2 separate regions of the Homo sapiens genome follow, and region 2 is linked to region 1. A link is a contact called in ENCODE Hi-C data. All regions are on one chromosome and are shown on one strand. The core of a region is the stretch at or near the end of the contact, and the rest is flanking DNA. Distances in the headings are between cores, read along the strand shown.

Evidence for each region. A loop is a pair of places that touch in the nucleus more often than their neighbours do.
Region 2: a map of heart left ventricle shows a loop between it and region 1 (2.3-fold over the local background). The contact joins the promoter of LINC02334 here to the promoter of TRPC4 in region 1. A Hi-C loop is called at or near these places in 4 of 168 maps with a recorded cell type or tissue (K562, Right ventricle myocardium inferior and heart left ventricle).

What each region holds. Positions count from the first base shown.
Region 1 is chr13:37,867,506-37,872,489 of GRCh38, reverse strand. TRPC4 (transient receptor potential cation channel subfamily C member 4) reads left to right here and starts at 2,718. Exons shown (of 11, transcript NM_016179.4): 1 at 2,718-2,895. LOC124903160 (a long non-coding RNA gene) reads right to left here and starts at 3,347. Exons shown (of 2, transcript XR_007063762.1): 1 at 1,824-3,347; 2 at 1-285.
Region 2 is chr13:37,930,904-37,935,820 of GRCh38, reverse strand. It overlaps LINC02334 (long intergenic non-protein coding RNA 2334), which reads right to left and starts at 1,373. Exons shown (of 4, transcript XR_941880.4): 1 at 784-1,373.

The sequences.
Region 1 (4,984 bases), core at 1,469-3,968:
TTTAAATTGTTAAAAATAAACTCTTTGGATTGCTAATGACTGTAGTATATGCAATTCACCAGATTGTTTAAACAGATTTCAAATAATTTTCCTGTAATTGCTAATCATTTTGTAGGAGACCTGAGACCAGCAATCAATAATCACATGAAACTGTTGAAAAGGAGGCTCAGTGATCAATACAAATTCTTCTTTCCGTGGGAATACAGCCTGCTCAGATGGTTGACATATATAGTGCTCTCCTTGGTGTTCTCTTCTGTTATGTATTTATTGCAGTTTCATAGGCACCTTTTTATGGAAAGAAATAACAAATTAGAAAAAATTGGTATAATATCTCTTTGCTGACATCATGACAGAGATAACATTTGCTACAAAGAACAAATCCTTAGAGGGCAGGAGCATCTAACTTGGTACAGATGCTAAGGTTGCAAAGTAAAGTTCATCACTTCTAAACAATGGACAAGTTTGTCACTGATCAGCTTTTCTCTTGCATGTATTTTAATATGCATTATAAAGACCTATACTCATTTCAGTATGTGGAATTCTATCTACCACGGGTTGATCTCAAAGATATAAACTCAAACACAGTATGTAGAATTTTGTTTTTCAGGCTAAGAAGAAACATTGTCAATAAATGTCACAAAAATACTTACAGTTCCATTAAATAAAATAGATTTCCATATATATGTTTACAGTCTCCCCTCCCTTGTTAGAAAGTGGACTTGAATTTATTATAAAGTTATTACCTTGTCTACTGATAGATACATTTTGCATATTTTTAAAAGCCTTCATTTAATGTTAAGAAAAGTAAAGAACTGTTTAAACATGTCAATATATTCTTCTTGTAGTAAAGAGTAAAAAGAGATTCAAGGAAGGAGAAAAGCCTTTTGTCGTTCTCTCCTTTGTTTACTGCAGTAGCATTGTAGAAACCAGGTTTATCTCAATGTATCTTAGTATTTTGGGAAGGACTTAGTATCTCAGAAATTTAGAATAGGGGTCTAGCTGAGCTGGGAACAAACCCATAGAGGAGCAGTTAGGCAGGGAGAAAGATAAATTAACAAATAAGAAAAGTGACTTAAAAAAAAAAAGCAGCATGCACAGTTACCCCAGCGTGATCTCTGGTAATATCCTCTTTACTCATGTGAAAACTATTTACAAAAACCTCAACTCATGTGAACTCTGAAGTGGGTAGGAAAGATAAAAAAGGAAATTCTTTAATTTTGTGCTTTAGAGTCTGAATATGGATGCCAGTTTGTCAGTTTATATTCCTTGGGAATATTCCATGGGAAGAAACTGGTCCGCCTTGCAGTCGGCACAGCACAGCTTCCCAGGTGTAACAACTTGGTTGGGATAGGAGAAAACGGTTGCTCCTAAGCTTTTGCGCAGACTGGAAGCTGAATCAGGCGTCTGCTGGGATACAATCAGAGACCAGCAGCTAACCTCAGGGCTTTCAGAAAATAACGGCAATCAGGTAGAAACAGAGTCTCGAGGAGGGTAATTGCCAGCTAGGATTCCTCAAGGGCTCCACTCTCTATCTTACACGTGAACTCTATCTTTCTCTGGGTCATGGGGTCACAACCAATTAAGACTTTCCGAGTGACAAGCTGGGAATCACCGTGTTGCAGTTACAGCAAGTGTTATTGCCAACTTTGCCAATAGTGTGTGTGTGGTTTGTGTGTGTGTGTATTCCTCTCTGTACTTTAATCTTATTTTCATATGTGAACACTAAAGAGATTGGACAAGAGATAACGTTTATCTTGAAATCTCACTCTCAGTAAGATGGTACCAGTATCGCACACACACACACTCGCACACACGCACATCACCTGCAGCCGCAGAACCTTGCACCCTTGGGCTGGCTCGCGTCTTAGGGTTTTGGTATATTTGGTGGAAACTTGCTGATTTCCTATGCCTTTTGGAAAGACCAAGCTGGATGAGGGTGGTTGGAACGCTGTGGCTCATCATTTATTCATTGCGACTGTTTTGATTGTTGACACTAGTGGCAAGCCGCATCCTCCAGCTCTTGCAAGGGAAGTCTGACACCTTGAGGACAGGAGAGGGGGTGCCAGTCGCCCAGAGAAGCGGGAGTGGGAGAAGCTTTGAGAGTTGCAGGGGACTACTTTTTTCCGGTCGGGCGGCGGGCCTCATGGGTGCTTGTTTACCGGGCTGGGAGCAGGGCATTCAAAAGCTGGGTGTCGGAGCGCACTGAAGTCCAACACGCCTGCAGAGACCGCCCTAAGCCTGGAGGTGTGTCTGGCTTGCATCCAGAACCACAGGGTGGATTCTCGCCACCGACTTGGCTGGATGACGGCTGGCTGGTGGTGAGCTCCCCTGCCCACTGGCTGACCTCAAGCAGTTGGCCCCGGTAGGTGGAGGCTATTCGAGGGGGACAAGCTGGGGACGCAGCGTCAGCTCCTGCCAGCGCGCGGGTCTCCTCCACCTCCAAGCAGTGTGGTGCGTGGGACGCGCATCTTCCCGGACTATCCCTTTCCAGCGCGGTCTGTGCGGACCCCGAGCCCGGCAGCCACCAGGGACGGAGGGCGGGGTGCCTTTCTCTGGGCTCATCCGCTGTCAGCCGTGGGAACTCTTAACTTTATCCAGAGGGATCTGTGCAGGCGGGGGTGGGAGAGGTTCTCCTCCCCTGGCGGTTACCTCCCCCTCCCGGGCCGCCCCTCCCCCGCCTCCCATGGCTTCGCTTTCAGAGCATCCTCACTCCGCCCAGTTCGGTGCCAGCTGCGTGGGCTCCAGCTTCGATCGTTTTCCTTGGAATGCTCCAAAACTCAGCAGCGACTAAGGGAATTCCATTGGAATTTGCCGGGCGTGCTCTCACCCCGCACGGCACCCGCGCCGTCAGTCCTCGGATCCCATCACTTCAGCCCGAAGATTGCAACTTTGCAGGTAAAGAGGATGTCGCCTCGGGGCTCCGTTCGACCGGAGCTACACCTCGCCTTCTTTCTGGGATCTCGGTTAAGTTTCCTAAGCTGCCTGGGAAGCCGGCTCTCTTCTGGGAGGCGGACATCCCTGCGGGGTTAGGAGTTCAAAAGGTTCTGGCTATGTGGTTTCTCTTCAAGGCTCAGGAAAAAAACCTGTGAAGCTTTCGGTGCTTGACTCGGGCTGAGCAGGAGTTTGGGGGTGCTCCTCAGTCTTCCGCCGCACTCGGCTTTAAAGCAGGGGAGAGGGCGAGGAGTGAACCCCCGGTGTGACTTATATGGTAAACAAAGGAGCTGCAGCCACGCCGTGGTGCTGGGGAATGTGGCCGTTTTTAGCCTTTTATGCATTTGGGGAAAATGGAGATCTCGGGGGCATCTGGGTGCATATAAGTGAGGCCTTAGCTCTCCGGCACTTAAAGTAGGGTAACGAAGGAAGGAGAGTGATCAATGTTCTACCGATCGATTACATTCTGCGTCGTTTTCATTCTCTGTCAAGAAACAGAAACACTTTTATCCGTGTTGCCCGACCCAGGCTAGTGATTCCTAGTTCGCCTGGCAACCGAGATTCCAATGAAGCCAATGAAGCCAATGACCCGGTTTGCTACTTGGTTAAATCACTGGGATTCACTGCACAACTTGTTGTTCCAGCTGTGAAGTCAGCTGTCTTTTGCGACTAGAGACAAGAGAATACTGGAAAGGCATCGAGGGTTTAGGAGAGCTGAGGAAAGGGATCTCTTATCTTGTCTGCCTGCATTCACTATGGTGTATCCACTATGGTGTATCCCTGTTCACATGGCTTCTTAGAGAGGCCCTTCCCAGTGAAATTCCATAGCTATAAAATGCAGCAAGTTGCTTAAGGAGTAAGCACCAAGCCAAAGGAGTAGGAAGAGACAGAAGGAAGCTTTAGTTGTTTTATTAAAAAAAAAAATAGACAGACTTGTAAAACTTTTTCAGTTTTAATAAAACACCGCCTCTCAGAGCTCATATAATTTCTGCCTTTCCTTTCACAGTACATAATCACAGCACAAAGAATATTACAAATTCTTTAAGCAAAAGGTTTACTGGAGGGTTTTTTGGTTTGGGGTGTTTTTGGTAAAACTCTAAATTAGACATTGAGAGTAAGAGTGGGTGGAGATGTTAAAATGTTGAAATCTTCATCATTGTGTTGGGTTTGCTATTTAAAGTTACATTTGTAGCGCCTACTTTCTTATTCACCTGGACACTATTGTCCAGAAAACATCCTCCTTAAATGTTTAAGGGGGGAAAAAAAACAATAAGATCAATTTCAATTTACTTGCTCACTGGTCATTCTGAAAGATATATGAGTTGGAATAGATTTTCATTACTTATAACCTTTAAAATTTTGTAATGGTTATATTATTTATTTTTCTGTTGCACTTATTTCCAAAAGGTCAAGATAAAACTGCATTAAAAAGTCTATGACAGAGTTAAAGTTCTCTTTGAATTTTATAGCTATTTTAATTATTAGACCAGTAAGAGACCAAATAACTTTTCATATAAAATAACCTTAATCGATTCATACTGTGTATTAATAGGAAATAACAGAAGCAATCTTTATATTCTTTCTCATTAGAGGAAATTTTAATGTCTTATTCTATACACACATTTCAAACTAACTTTCTAACTTATGCTCCATGGAGAACTACAGCCATCTATAGGACTGAAAAGTTACCTGTTTCAACATCCTCATTTAGGAATCCAAAGCTAAATAAATATTAAAAAACAACAACTTATGTTTATAAACTATTACATCATTTTAATTGGTAAGGAATCTGGAAGTTAGATTGGCTATTTTTCAATATTTGGATGGCTGTGTCTATCAATATTTTTGTGAACTAGATGTTGTTATAAACTTCACTGTAATAACTAAGCTTAGAAAAATTGCTGTTTCTGAACTGTAGATGAAAGATAGAAACAATGACAATCATTATTTTTAATTTTTCTTTTATGATTTCAAAGTTATAAACATCTGATCATCTAGTCAAATGCTATCAGCATACCCTGTGATAAAGACAATTACATTTGTATTGAAATAT
Region 2 (4,917 bases), core at 124-2,623, 65 kb before region 1:
AATATTAAAAAATTCCTTCCCATTTCAGTTTCTTCCTCTCTCCATAACAACCTTTATATTCTATAATGTATTGTAGAATTTTTAATGGAAAAGATGAAGAGAGTATACTTGTATATCTGGCCTTTAGTTCAATTGTGGTGATGGACAAAGGAATTCTTGGCACCTTGACAGCTATATTGTTTACAGGTAAGAGAAATGTTGAACTTACATACCTTTAATGCAAAGACCATGTTAAAGGATCTGAACTCTAATCATCAAAAGACACTCTAAAATCATTCATAAGAAAATTCAGGTTATCTTTGGAAGATACTCTCAGTGGGTAAAATATATAAAATGTTAGAAAGCTTTAAGAGGATTTAAGGAGAAAAAGGTAAGAGGAGTTCAGATTCAGCTGAGTGTGGAATATCTCACAGCTTTAAAACGTTTGCCTTAAGCTCAGGACAAATACAACTCAGTCCAATTCCAAATCAGCATCTTCCATTTAAGGTTTTCTCAGCATAATGCCGTGTCTTCATCTGGCCAAGGGCCTTTCCAGAAGAACAAGTAGTGATAGGGACAGGAGATAGATAAATTCCAGGCAGAAAACGGCAGGTCCCTGGTGAAAACCCCACCCTCAAGCTGAAAAGCCTGAAACTGCAGCCCAAAGCGAGAATTTGTATCCCTGTTTTCCCACCTGAGTGTTGCCTTTCCCTAAATCACCCATGCCCGCCCCCCCACCATCCACCGCCTGCACCCCAACCCCCCCCCCACCGCCCCCACTCCCCAACCTGTGCCTATAAATACCTCATACTCAGTTGGAGAGGAGCAGAGACTACGGCTGGATGTCAAAGAGAAGTGGCTTGGCTTCAGAGGGACAGCTTGACAGTATAACTTTGGAGAAGAATCCAGCTGCCGTAGATGGCCAGACTTCAGGTACCTACCCACCTTATCCGCTTTTCAGCTTTCCATTACCTTTTCAGCTCCCAGTGACAGCCGCTTTCATTGGCAATAAAATCCTCAACATTTACCATCCTTCAGTTTGTTGGTGCGACCTCATTTTTCCTGTGTGCCGAACAGGAGCTCAGGAGCCACGAGTGCAGATACAAAAGGCTGTTACACTGGCCCTTTGCCCTTGCTGGCACAGGGCAGCCGACTCATGAGAAAAGGCAAAGGGCCCACTGAGCTGTTAACACTTAAGCCATCCGCGGTCAGCAGAGCTAAAAGAGCACTGTAAAAAACGCCCTTTGGGGTTTTGGGGATCGCAGGCACCATCCCCCGCCCCCGAAAGTGCCGCGGGGCCTGCAGGGAGTTCGCTGGCTGGTTCCAGCGCCCCTGTACTCCAGTTCCCGTCTTGTTTGCTTGTGTGCTCCCTCCTGTGAGGAGTTGAGAGCAATGGGCTTGGTAAAGGAGGCACACCTGTCACGAATCCCGTGAATGAGTCAGAGAAACATCCTGCTTCAGTGTCAGGGCCTGAGTGTGGGCATCTCAGGACCTTCTCCATTCTCCTTGTGCTGCAAGCTGCTGCCTCCAGTGTCCTGGTCTCCAGATGGAAGAATGCATGTGGCAATTCCTGTAACTATTTCTGGCTGAAGAAAGACATCTATGAAGTCAGGAAGCTCAGCCTAAGGGTACTCCAAAACTGCCCTTTCCTAGGGATTCCAGATCCCACATCCATCTTTTTGGAGCTGGGAATAAGTATTTTCACCTGGGCATCTGGGAGGGCAGATACTGTACAGGTGGCTGAAGGTACAACCACCCCTAAATTACTAATCCAGAAAAGATCATTAGAGATTACTTAGAGAAAGTCCTTATTTTACAGATGAAGCAACTGAAGCCAAAAGTAGTAAAATGATTTATTCTCAGCAATGTAGTAAGTTAGTGACATGATGGAACTCTACTCTTCAGAGCTTGTTCCACTGGATCACACTGCCTGCTCTATTTTTTCTTTTAAATGATCAGAGCAGATTTGTTTCTAAAATAAAACTCTTCCACTAGCAGACATTTTAAGAACATGAAAACATTTAAATAATAAAATATTACTAAAGCCCTCAGTAATGTGGCCTTATTTACACAAGAACAATAGCCAGTGAAGGGTAATCATCTCCCACTGCACTATGTTCATAACTTTATTAGAGCATTTGTCATGCTCTATATAATAATCATTCTCCATGCCAGTTTTGCTGCATGTTAATGTTAGTTTATCAGGGATGTGCCTTATTCATGGATAACTCAATAATGTCCAACAGAAAAACAGGTGCATGTGAGCAGTTCAATACATGTATGGCACATAAATGAATGAATGGATACCTATATAAATACATGGAAAATTTGAGGAAGAAAGTTGCATAAGGAGATGGAATCATGCTATAAGGAGCAGATATAACCAGGACTGGATTGACGTGGGCTTGATATTTGAGTAAGGAATAGAATTGTGAGTTTATAATGGTCTTGCATGACCATGCAAAATTGTATAACCTATGAATTCAATAATCTGTTCTCACAGCTTGATGTGCAGCCAATAAAGTTACCTATACCATGAGTTCCTTTCCAATACTGTAGGAAAACAACAGTTTTTATTTTCCATGTCTCCCCAATAATCATTCAAGTGTCAGCTAAGTACAAGATTGTGTGTTTTTATTTTTTAATGTGAATGGGCACAGAAGACATGAACAAACTAAAGATTGTGATAAATTTCAGGATGACAGAAGTCTACTGTGGTATGATTTATGGATTACTGTGGTGGAGAAAGTCACAGATATCATAAGGAGAGAGGTCTTGTGGGGAGGTTGGGGTCATTTTTCCCAGTCTTGTCCTTAGATTCAGAAGATTTATTTAAAGAGTGAGTTTTGGGAGTAAGGTAGTAATGGAAGTGACTGATTGAACTACTGTCTGTCACATCCTTCAAACCACTCCTCAAATCAACAAATACACATTACATATATCAACTTTTGATTTCAGCCAAAAGTAGAGAAAATCTTCTACAAAAATGCAGTGGTCTTTTGGAAGTAGATAAATCTTTCAGAGTGGGTTTTGGTGTCCTAGAATAGGGTCCTCCTCTGTGGCACTAGTGGTGGTATGGGGTGTGACTGCTGGCTGTTATCCCCTACCCTCATGCTTAGAGCTTGGGGTATATGTACCTTCTTCTTCATGCAGAGGCAAGGAAGAGCAGGAGAAAAAGGGCAAAACAAAACACAGCTATCCATGGGATTACCGTTTTGATATTAACTAAGAGGTGGAAAAAATTCTCAGCATGAAAGCGTGTGACCAAGTTACTCAACCTATAGCAAACAATGATAATTTAGGGAATAAAATAGAACTTAAATAAATCTTTATTAGTGTTCTATGACAGACTCAAGATTCTCTTACACTAATATAAGAACAACTTACATTGAGAAAGGAGCAATGCAGGGACTTCATGGTATTGAAATTAGTCAACATAATTAAAAATCAAAAGAAAGTAAGAAAAAAGATTAGAATTTTCTTAGAACATGGTTAAAAAAAGAGATATGAAAAATTTTGAGAAAAAAAAAGCAAAGAGAACCAGTCCAAAGGACTAATATCTCTCTACTAGTACTTCCACAAAAAGAGGACAAAAAATTATAGGGAGATTAATTGTAGAACACAAACAAAAATATGCTTTTTAGACTGAACAGAACCATTGAATACTGAGGATTTACTTAATGATTATAATGTACATTATTTGTTTGATGTTGATGCTAAAAACCAAGACTTTACCACTACACAACATATGCAACAAAATTGCACTTGTACCCCTTACATTTATACAAATTTAAAAAAATGAAAAACAGCTGATACATGATGTTGAAATAAAATTTCAAAATACTATGTATGACATTGCCATTTACTTACCAAATCTGAAAACAGAACGAAGTAGACACTGTCATTTACTTATCTCTCCTTACTGAGAAGAATCTGAATTTGTTCATATATCTAATGGGAAGCAATATCTTAAGACAAGTTCAGTGACCTTTCAACCACAGGAGATAAGCCTTTTACTTGTTTAATGATGGAATGAAGATGTTTGCCCATTATGACCAATTAAATGAAAAGGGAGAAGTTGGCTACAGGAGATTCTGTGGGAAATATTTTTTTTTCTGACTAAGAGAAAGAGAGAGGGGAAGAAGAGGAGAAAGAGAAAGAGAATGAAGAGGGTGAAGACTAAGAGGGAGGAGAAAGAGGAGAAGGAGGAAGAATATGGATATAGCCTAGAGGATCTGAGAAAAGCTAGCTCCAAACGCTCAAATCAACCCCAGAAGCATCTATGTTTATATTTTGTTTTATGTGAAACATATAAAGGCCTTTTACGTTAATTAAATCTTGCATCCTTTAGTTGCATATAAAAAGAACCTAATTACTACAACCAAGGCTAAAGAGAAGCTCCAAAAGTTTTGAAGCTGGTGGGGGGGATGACCCCAAAGAAATTAGAATGAGATTAACCTGATACCTTTTTTCGGGATCAATGGGTACTTAATGACAAAGAAATATTATCTCAAAAGTTTTGTGATAAACAGTTTCGAAACTGGGATTCTATAATCTATTAAACGATCAAATATAAAGCTATGCAAAATTTTTCTCTCTTATACATTTTTCTTGAAGTAATTATACAATACTCTGTATCAGCAAAATGAAAAAGGAATCTAAGAAATGAAGATGACAAATCTAAGCAAATTGGAGAGAAGTAAGAGGAAAAAAAAAGATCCCAAATGACAGCTGTGCAGCAGTCATAATAAGCAATCTGTACAAAACTGACCTTTTATCAAGAAGCTGCATAATCCTAGTGCTGTGATTTAAAAAGCATGCATTTCTTCCTTCAATGAGATAAAGATAAGCAATTAAAAATTCCAGAAATAGCAAAATGTATAAGAAAATATGGTCCAAATAGCAAGCAACGTGGCATGATTTTTATTCAATGATCGA